Regions from separate parts of the Homo sapiens genome. Here region 2 is linked to region 1. Evidence: chromatin loops called from intact Hi-C (ENCODE). Cell type or tissue: CD4-positive, alpha-beta T cell. All regions are shown on one strand. Links, peaks and the distances in the headings refer to the core of each region. The heading gives the core; the rest is flanking DNA. Region 1 has its middle 440 kb from the start of SUCLG1. Region 2 overlaps LOC107985905 (a long non-coding RNA gene).

Region 1 (5,384 bases), core at 327-5,326:
CCTAGTGGAGTCATGGACAGTGTCATCTCCTCCAGGCCACTATGTGTGACGATATGCACGATGGAATGTCAATCAGGGAAGCTCACCCAAGCCTTTGGTATCCATAGTTTCTTTTCCTTTTTTTTTTTTTTTGAAACAGAGTCTTGCTCTGTGGTCCAGGCTGGAGTGTAATGGCATGATCGTAATTGCAGCTCACTGCAGCCTCAAGTGATCCTCTCACCTCTGCCCCTCACCTCCACTTCCCAAGTAGCTGAGACCACAGTTGTGAGCCACCACACCTGGGTAATTTTTGTATGTATATATGTGTGTGTGTGTGTGTGTGTGTGTGTGTGTGTGTATACTTTTTTTGTAGAGACAGGGTTTTGCCATGTTGCCCAGGCTAGAGCCACCTACCTTGGCCTCCCAAAGTGCTGGGCTTACAGGTGTGAGCCACCATGCCTGTCTCTCCAGAATTTTTATTGGGATTCAAATACATACTTCCCATTGGGCTGACCTTTAGCCTCTAGCTTCTCTCTGAGTTGAGCTAAGATCTTTAGTCTCCACTTCCTCCAGATATTGGAATTGATACAGTGTTGTCCAAAGCCCCCATTATAGATCACTTTATTGGACTGTCTGGTGGAAAAAGCTCCCAGGAAAACAAGGACACTCTTGCCAGGCAGGACAGACATTCCAGGGGCCCAGAGATTACCACTTTATAGTCAAAGAAAAAGAGCAGATTTATCTTTGCGTAAGGACAAATTCCTTGCTATGTACAGCTTAAACAACACACATTTTATTATTTCACAGTTCTGTAGGTCAGAAGTGTGACATGGGTCTCATTGGGCTAAAATCAAGGTATTGGTAGGATTGTGGTCTTTTTAGAGGCCCTAAGGGTTGGTCTGTTTCCTATTCATTCCAGTCCTTAGCAGAATTTGATTCCTGTGGGTATAGGACTGAGATCCTTGTTTTCTTGCTGGCTGATAGTGGCTGCCAGTGTTTCCCTCCTTCCTCCATCTTCAGAGCCAGCAATGGCACATTGAGCCCATCAATGCTTTAAATCTCTCTTTCTTCTTCTGTCTCATCTTTCTGACCCAGACTGGAAAAATTCTCCAATTTTAAGGTCTGGATTTGTACCAACTGGATAATCCAGGATAATCTTTCCATCTCAGGATCCTTAATTTAATTATATCTGCACAATCCCTTTTGCCCTGTAAGAACATATTTATAGATCCTGGCAATTTGGATGTAGATGCCTTTGGAGCCCAATATTCTGCTTACCACAGATACCAAACGTGAATTTTAAAATAAAGTTTGATTGTCTTAATTCAAATGAAATCTTAATATCAGGATTCCTAAGCCTTACCAGGGCCAAATGGAGAAATAATTCCAGGCAGAAGAGTTTTCATTGCCCATCCCGTCTCCTACTTAAAAAATTTCCTGTTCTGAAGTAGAAAAGCTGATGGTAATGACTTTGTTTTACTCTCTCAATTCAACGTCCATATGTATTAGGTTTCATAACTGACAATTATCAAGAAGTGGTTGTGTGCTTGGCATCTTTGATTTTTCCCACTAAATCACTTGTCACCAGAATAAAAGATATTCAGATCTTCATTTTATAGATCAGAAAACTGAATTTTAGGTGTATGCAGTACATTGCCTGCAATCACACAGTGGGTAAATGGTATCTCAGGGATTTAAACGTGGTTTTCTCTGACTCTAAGATGCATCAAACTGCAAAATGTCGTCTCTCCAATTTTATATCTATACCTCTGATTTTATATCTACAATGTTGACCTTTCTATATTTTATGCATATAATTTACTTCTGCTTCAGTTTCTGAGTACCTAGAAGCAGAAAATATGCATCTTGTCTATCTGTTGAGAAAATGTTAAGTGCACTTTAGATGTATATCCTGATTTTATAAAATATTATCAAATAATATCTTATTTGGGCAATAAAATTGCACAGTTAAGACATTTAAATAGAATATATATTAATTAAGATATTGATATGTGTATGTATATAAAATAATTAATATATGTTAATCCCTAAATATCAACTCAGGTGAGATCCCAGAGTGTCTGTATAGCATTTTCCATTCAATCATCAATAATAAGAAGGTAGATATTTTAATTTTTATTGTTTGCCCTTGTAACTCGTATCTTTGCAACTGATTAATTTAAGGTAATTCCCAGAGCAAAATTGAGGTAATTATTAGTATCAGTTATGAATAGTTACTAGATCATTCTCATTATTGAAGATTTTGATTTCAATCATTTTCACCCAGTAGATCTTTACGTGGCCAGATCTCATACTCTATCTGTAAGTAGCTTAGCATACATTTTCTTTCTTTCTTTTTCCTTTTTTTTTTCTTTTTTTCTTTTTTTTTTCTTTGAGATGGAGTTTCGCTCTGTCACCGAGGCTGGAGTGTAGTGGTGTAATCTCCGTTCACTTCAACCTCCACCTCCTGGGTTCAAGAGATTCTCGTTCCTCAGCCTCCCGAGTTGCTGGGATTATAGACACCTGCCACCATGCCCGGCTAATTTTTGTATTTTTAGTAGAGATGGGGTTTCACCATGATAGCCAGGCTGGTCTCAATCTCCTGACCTCGTGATCTGCCTGCCTTAGCCTCCCAAAGTGCTAGGATTACAGGCGTGAGCCACTGCGCCCGGCCTTAGCATACTGTTTGTTTACTTCTTCAGTCACTTGTCTGGACTCTTCCTATGCTCCGAAAAGGGGCCAAATTGCTAACGTGCATCTAACTACACAAGAAATCTTTGCCTAGTGTTTCTAACTTTCTTTTTCCCTCCAAGGCCTTCTTGCACCTGGCCTCACTGACCCTCACACTATTTTTGCCAGTGAAAAAGTTATATTCTCTTTTCAGCAACATATAATACATAATGGATATTAACCCCTAAAGTCTCCCTACTCATGCAAAATAGGAAATTAGAGCCAGTGTTCTTCTCCTGTGAAAGTGATCACTTGGGAATAGCAAAGAACTGCAGAAATCTCCAAATCAAATTGTCTTTTTGCCTGGAGGACATCTGCTTCTTCTAATGACACCTTTGGAAAAGTAGGATCTCTCAGTAGCTCCTCCTGGTGGCAAGTTCTAAATCTGTATGTTTTGCTGGAGCTCTCTTGTAAGGAATTGCTCTCTAAGCATCATGGGTTTTAGGAAAAGTTTTGTCGTTTGTAGTTCTACTTCCTGATTTTTTCTTTTTTTAAACTATGAAGTCCCTGTAGAACCCTTTAGTGTTAGCTGCGATGCTATGCAACTAATCCATGGATCCGTTTTTGAAAGTTTCTTTTTAAAATTCTAGAGTTTCACAATGAAGTAAACATGGACATCTTAGCAGCTCATATTTATCTCCTCCCTTATTTCATTTCCACCTATTGCTAGGTAGAGCTCAGATCTACTTATTCCCTGGCTGGGATGACTATTCGTTTCCTCATGTAACAAATATTATTTACCTCCTTTGTACCAGTCACTGTTCTAAGAATTGGGAAATACAGAATTTAACCAAAAAGGAAAAAAAAATCCTGCTTACATCAAACTTGCTTTCAAGTGGGAAAGAGACATATAAAACAAATACATAAAATACATAAGATAATAGATGGTAAATTAGAGCATTCTAGACTGGGTATGGGTGCATATTCTTCAGGCCCTCCTCATCCTCAGTCTCTTGGGAGAATGTCTGAATTCAAGTTACTGGGTATAGTAAACACTGCCAGTTGCTATCTGATATTCCTACTCCCCTGTTCATTACTAATAGAATCCTGATTTTCCTGTGGGTAATCCCATACTTATTTCCCAGATTTCCTTGCAGCTACAGGAGGCAATGTAATTCAGTTCTAGCCGTGCAATATAGGCAAACAATTCCTGGACAGGTTGTCCCTTCCCCAGTCCCAAAGTCAAAGACTTTAGAGGAAAAGCCTCTCTATTGATTGCCCTTCTGCTATATTACTATTGAAAATGTGGACAGAGTTCCTGGGGTTGCAGGGCTCACCTTTGCAATCAGAAGAAAAGCATGTTCTAAGGATGGCAGAGCAGGAAAATGGAACTCAGAAGCCATACCAGCCTTAACTGCCTGCTTATCTCAACATTACCACATGGAAGGGGCTCCGTCCACACTGTAGCTACAGTTGGACCAATTCTAAGGGCTGTAGCAGAATCCTAAGGGCTGCAATATGAAGAAGGCCCTCAGGAATTATATAACCCTGCAGCACTCTATTTTTTATTAATCCCTCCTTGGTTTATTCATAGTAGTAAGGTTACAATTAATTACATGCAGCCTAACATAATCTTGAATGGTTCACTTTGGGAATTAATAACAGCCATACTTTCTCTTTGATCTTTTCTCTCAGGATCCAGACATATATATTAAAGTTGAGTCCTAGGACAATTCTAGTGTCTTACACGGCAGCTATAAAAGTGGGCTATAATAGTGACTCTAATAGTGTGACTTATCTGTCAAGTTTCTTTCTTGCCAAACCAATACCTTCTAGAGAACCCAAAATGTTCAGAAAAGAGAATTTAAGAAAAAATGATATTGGAAATATTAGGCTTTAAGTAAACCATTAGAGCAAAATGCAAGGAGTGGCTGTTCCTCAAGCCCATATCGAAGCACTCACGCATTCTGTGAAGCCTAGCTCCTAGTATCTCTAGTATCTTTGTCCATTGCCACTGAACTGATTCATACTGTCTAATAAACATGTAGTATATTTGTATTTTTTGAGTCATTATATGCCCAATGGCAGAAATAGATTCTATTGTAGTTTCTTACTAACAAACCAAAGCACCAATATTTTAAGAGATTATACTGTATATGTATTAATCTTCAGTTGGCTGGGATAAAAACTCATCTAATTAGATTGGATGCAAGTAGCACACACAACACACATTGTTATCAAAGGAGCCTATTGTGTTTAATGTTGATGTATGCTAAACATTGCATTGTCAATTAATATATGGTTCCAATAGCAATGAGAAGGAACATCGCTTTTAGTTGCAAGCCTATTAGTAAAGTTAAAATACATCAGCAAAAGCCGTTGGATATGTGTGTGAGAAAATTAAGTTTATGGCAAAATAACTGTTTAACATTTGCCATATCCTTTTCAAATCTACATTCCAAAAGAGGCAAGTGAGCATTTTAAAGATCCTACTCAGGAATACAAACCTCAGAGGAGGCTCAAGCAGGCACTTCAATATCACTGTCTAAATATGCACTAGCCTATTGCTACTCAGAGTCTGGTCTAGAGACTAGAAGCAAGGACATTGTCATCTACATTAGAAATGCAGAATTTCAGGTCCACAACCCAGACCTTATGAGTCTGTATTTTAACAAGACCCCCAGAGGATTCTGTAAACATTAATTTGGGGAGCACTGCACTAGACAGTTTTTGAT
Region 2 (5,384 bases), core at 148-5,147, 280 kb before region 1:
ACAGACCCCACAGACTAAGGGCTGAGTCCCACAAGACTGCCCCCACTTGAGGAACCAAATCACAAGTCCCAGGTTGTCACCTCTACTTCTAATCAAAAGGCTATAAATGGAAGTTCCCACAACCTTCTCCTCATGTTCAATAATTTGTTAGAACAAGTCACAGGACCCAAGGAAACAGTCTACCTACTGTTACCAATTTATTACAAGGATATTTAAAATACACAAATGAGCAGCTAGATAAAGAGATACACAGAGGTCTGGAAGGGTCCTGAGCACGGGAGCTTCTGTCCACATGGAGTTTTGAAGCGCACGACCTTCCCAGAAACTGTGTATGGTCTTGTTCACCAACTCGGAAGTTCACAAACCCTTTGGTTGGGGATTTTATGGTGGCTTTGTTATGTAGGCATGATTGATTACATCATTGGCCATTGGTGATTAGCTCGACCTCCAGCCCTTTTCCCCTCCCTGGAGGTCAGGGGGTGTGGCTGAAACCCTTTACCCACAGGTTTGCTCTCCTGGCAAACAGCTCTCCATTCTTAGGTGCTTTCTGGAGATCACTCCATTAACATAAACTCAGGTGTGATTGAAGGAGTCTTGTTATGAATAACAAAAGATGTTTTTCTCTCTTTATCACCCAGCAGCTATTTCAGGAAGTGGGGACAAAAACAAAACATAGCAAAAGACGCTCCTATTGCTTTTATCTCTTAGGAAATTATAAGGGTTTTAGGAGCTCCGGTCAGGAGCTGGGAATGAAGATTAAATATGTATTTATTATTACATCACAACATCACAGTATTGTTATCCCCACTTTATAAATCAGTAAGTGCGTGAAAGTTAAAAACAATTATCCCAAGACTCTAGGGCTGGGAAGTGGAGATAGCTAGAAATCACAACTAAAACTTCTGCTGTCAAATTTGGGACTCTGTGCTGCAGCCTAATGTCTGAACAAGGTTCATAAGTTCATTACTAGTATTCTTTCATAAACTCTGAGGTTTGTCAGGCCTCTAAAGTTTATGGTCCCATGTCTCCCCCAGAAGCCAGGTTCACCCTCACCTCTTTCAGTGGCAGAGATCAGACAGGGCCCAAGGTTTGGGTTGGTCATGTCTGGAGAGGTTGGAACAAGGAAAATGTTCTGCATCCTCAAAAGCAATATTTGCCAAATGGGGGATAAACTATATATCCAGATTTGATTTGGAGAGTCTCACCCTTTGAGTGACTTTGCAAAGCACTATATGAATAATATTGTCTCATAATTAATGGTGGCTGGGAGCTGATGACCCATGACATAGCTTTGGGCTGTTAGCTAATATGGTTATTACTTTAATGGGAAAGTCCCAAGCCCTCGTCTTTTTGGTTCATAATGGAAACCATTTTAAGGGAAATAAAAGTTTTCTTTGAGTCAGAAGAATTTTAAAGATGAGATATTATGCAAGAAACCTCTTCTTAGTAGAGTTCTTGGGGCATGAGTGTGTGTGTGTGTCTAAACCTAGGTCTTGGATGCTTGGGAAAGTTAGTGAGGAAGGTGGGTGGCCTCTTCAATCTTCATCAACAGAAGTACTCACAGAGGCACTACTGAAGTAGTTATTTCATTTGAAATTTTTGATTCACTTTGGGAAAAAAATGAACAAATTAGTTAAATTCTGTGTTACAGAAGAGAGAGTGCCACTAGAAAAGAGCTAGAGTTGGGGCCATAGGCATCTAGGTGTAGCCAAATTATGGCTCTGGCTACCTGTGGCCCTTGAGTTCATTCTCTCACTCTAGACTTATGCTGTCCCACTGAGGCAGATTGTCCTTGATGTCTGTCACTTAGGCAGATATCAAGACAGACAGAATGGCTCTATAGTGAGTGTTGTTCATTTTGGGCTATCTACCTTCCATTCTACCTCCCAACAGCATCTTGGTTTCCTTCTTGGGAATTACCTCTGTCTTGCGGAGCAATGAGGGTGGGTGCTGGGCTTCTTGCCACAGACTCCTCTGAGAGATCCCTGGGGATTCCCTTCCAGCCCTGGAGTCCCACAAGACTGCCCCTACTTCAGAAACCAAATCACAAGTCCCAGGTTGTCACCTGTACTTCTAATCAAAAGGGTATAAATGGAAGTTCCCACAACCTCCAGCAAGCAGCATATGACATAAGTTCAGCCAATTAGATCTTCTCTTCCAAAACTGTGACCCTGAAACAGAAGGATCGAAATGGGAGGAATGGTTCGAATCTATGCATCTGTCAGCAGGTTCTATGAGGGGAACAGACAGATGGTTGGATCTTGTCTTCACACTTTCTGGAGCTGTTCCATATTCTGAGAGTTACAAGCCTCGTTCTCCAGCCTCCCCTTCAACCCTGTGAGTACCTCTATAGCCTTTGATTCACTCCTCTTTTGCTTTAGTTGGTCAGCATTTTGTTGTTTGCAACTACAAAACTGTAATTGTAGAAGCCCCTTCACTGATCCCCTTGCCTCAAGAACACCCTGCACATTTCCCCAAATTCCAAGTAGGACCATAACAAGCCCATACCTGAAAGGTTTCAAAGTCTGTTTCCTGTGGAGAAAGCTCATGCTCCTTAGTATGGCAGAGAAGCCTCCCCCTTCCCTTGCCACTAGGTGGTGCTACCTCCTACTCAAAAATCATCTCTCGCTCAGGCCTTTGTCCTCTTATCACAGTTCACCTCACAAGTACCTCACCATTCTGAACTTAGGGCAAGAGTCACCTCCTTTATGAAATCTTTCTTGACCTGCTCCTCCCTAGAATTGACTACTCTGTACACAATTCTGTTTTGATCTGCTTATTTGTATCTCTATGACCCTAGTAACTGAACTTTCTTTGAAGGTGGGCATTATATCACACCCACCTTTGTATTCCAAGAATAGATTTTTCATTTTGTATTTGTGGAATGAATGGATAATGAACAAGTGTTGCAATCATTAAGGCATACTCACACATGTAAGTCTGGCCCCTGTTCTTCTAAATGCCTGGGACAGGGCGTGCACCTGGCTTGTAATCAGTGAAATGATCCTGATGATAGAAAGAGAGTGTAGTGACCTGTTTATAAAGATGGCTGCAACTATTCCTCCCATCCTGTACACATACACCCTGGCACTGTGACTTTACTGCTCCTCCCATGAAAAAGTGGGTTTAATTCTCCTCTAGTTGAATCTGGCCCTGTGTGATGGTCTGACTATGTCCCCCAAAGTTCATGTGTTGGAAACGTAATCCTTAATGCAGTAGTGTTGGAAGGTGGGGCTTAATAAGAGGTGATTGGGTCAGGAGGGCTCTACCCGCATGACTGAATTAATGTCATTGTTGCAGGAGTGGATTAATTATTTTGAGAGTGGCTTTGCTATCTTGGGAATGGCTTTGTTATAAAAGCAAATTTGACTGCCTTTTTCTTACTCTCTCTCCTCGGTGCTCTCTTGTCCTTCTGGCTTCTGCCATAGGATGATGCAGCAAGAAGGCCCTTGCCAGATGCAGGGCCCTTGAACTTCTCAGCCTCCAAAATTATAAGAAATACGTTTCTTTTCTTTATAAATTACCCAGTCTGTAGTATTCTGTTATAATAATGATAAGTGCACTAAGATACCATGTGACTTACTTTACCCAAATGAATGTGTTGAAGTGATATTGTGAGACTTCTGAATCTCAGCCTCAAAAAGTCTTAGGGTTTCTGCAATTGCCCTTTTGGATTGCTGACCCGAGACCACCATGGAAAGCAATTCTGCCCAGCATGCTGGAGCATGAGAATGAAGGCACTGCAGCGAGCAGCCGGCACCAATTTCCAGGCATGTGAACCAGGCCATCTTCTAGCATCTCTCCCTGAGACAAGCGCCAGGTGGCTGCATCCATGTGAATGGCCTCTAGAGACAGCAGCAGAAGTGCTGCCCAGATGCTCCAGCCCAAATTGTTGGCCCAGAGTTGTGAGCAAATAAATGGTGATTGTGTTACGCTGCGAAGTTTTAGGTGGTTTGTTATGTAGGGGTAGAGAATGGATACAGAGATATTGGTAATGAGTTAACATAAAGAACAGGGGTGCATTGTCCCCTGAATGTCCTCTATTCTTCAATAGTTGTGACAATTTGCCTCCAGTGACCATTTAAGATGTTGACCATTGTGGCAAATGGTCACAGTTTATCTCAGGCTCTTTGCTGCCTGGATTAGTGTGCTTGGGCTGCCATAACAAACTGCCACAGGCTTAAATAACAGAAATTAATTTTTTCATAGTTCTGGAGGTTGCAAGTCTGAGATCCAGATGTCAGTCAAGTTGGCTTCTTCTAAGACCTCTCTCCTTGGCTTGTAGATGTCTGTCTTCTTCCAGTGTCTTCACACGGTCCTTTCTCTGTGTCATTTGGTATCCTAATCTCTTCTTCTTATAAGGACACCAGTCATACTGTATTAGGTCCCACCTATATGAACTCAACTTACCTTAATTACCTTTTAAAAGATGCTGCCTCCAAATATAGTCTGTACAGTCTGAGGTACTGGGGGTTAGAGTTTCAACACATAAAATTTGGGGGGGATATAATTCTGTCTAATCATTGCTTAAAGTCTAAGCACTAGCTTATTTTACCATCGACTCCTTGCCTACTGGTAGTTGAAGAAGTGATAGCAACGTGCTTGGACTGACCAACAATTAAGTAGCCAGGAATCATTCTGAGAAATACCCTTCCAGGTCTGCAAAAACCATAAAGCAATTTAGGGAGTTGAGGTCCCTATGTCACCTTCCTATCCAAGTACCATGCCTTTTCTGGCTGTTTGCTGGGGCCGTCTGAACATTTTCTGGAGGCTCACTGCAAAAGGCAAGTAGGGGCAGCCTGAGGTGGGAGTTTGGCAATCCGTAGAGGCTGCCGCAAGCTGGGACCACCTCTGCAGACGCTGTTGGATTCCTACTGTGGGAGATGTCCTCTTGCTAAGAGTAACACATTTCCTCTTGAGTAAGTGACAGGGTGGGAATATAGCTTTTGCCAAACTCTCAAATAGAAAAACAAACTCACATAATTTGGAGAGAAGGAATGTGCTTAAAATCTGATAATTAAATCTGGTCCCTTAGCAGCCAGCCCACACATGCAGACAGTGAAGGCAGAGGTCAGTGGAGGCGGTGGGATGGACACACAGATGTGTGTCTTTGGATGTTTACCTTGATTAATGGATACACATACAGCAAAGGAGGAATTTGGTGGAGGCGGTGGGATGGACACACAGATGTGTGTCTTTGGATGTTTACCTTGATTAATGGATACACATACAGCAAAGGAGGAATTTGGTGGAGGCGGTAAGACGGACACACAGATGTGTGTCTTTGGATGTTTACCTTGATTAATGGATACACATACAGCAAAGGAGGAATTTGGTGGAGGCGGTAAGATGGACACACAGATGTGTGTCTTTGGATGTTTACC

Evidence for each region. A loop is a pair of places that touch in the nucleus more often than their neighbours do. Peaks named below come from ENCODE experiments on the same cell type or tissue, not always from the same donor. Only the 100,000 strongest peaks of a DNase experiment are listed, where the experiment ranks them.
Region 2: it touches region 1 in a loop (6-fold over the local background); 74 of 110 quality-filtered maps call a loop at or near these places.

Annotation. Positions count from the first base shown.
Region 1 is chr2:84,020,710-84,026,093 of GRCh38, reverse strand. No RefSeq gene overlaps it. Among named protein-coding and RNA genes, the nearest start is that of SUCLG1, 440 kb to the left of the region's middle. In CD4-positive, alpha-beta T cell, for the core only: no CTCF peak of the experiment used is centred there; a DNase peak (open chromatin) is centred at 3,073.
Region 2 is chr2:84,300,311-84,305,694 of GRCh38, reverse strand. All of the region lies in intron 1 of LOC107985905 (a long non-coding RNA gene), which reads left to right. Among named protein-coding and RNA genes, the nearest start is that of SUCLG1, 160 kb to the left of the region's middle. RefSeq lists an enhancer at 2,661-2,710. In CD4-positive, alpha-beta T cell, for the core only: CTCF peaks have their summits at 2,434 and 2,633 (motif pointing right); a DNase peak (open chromatin) is centred at 2,604.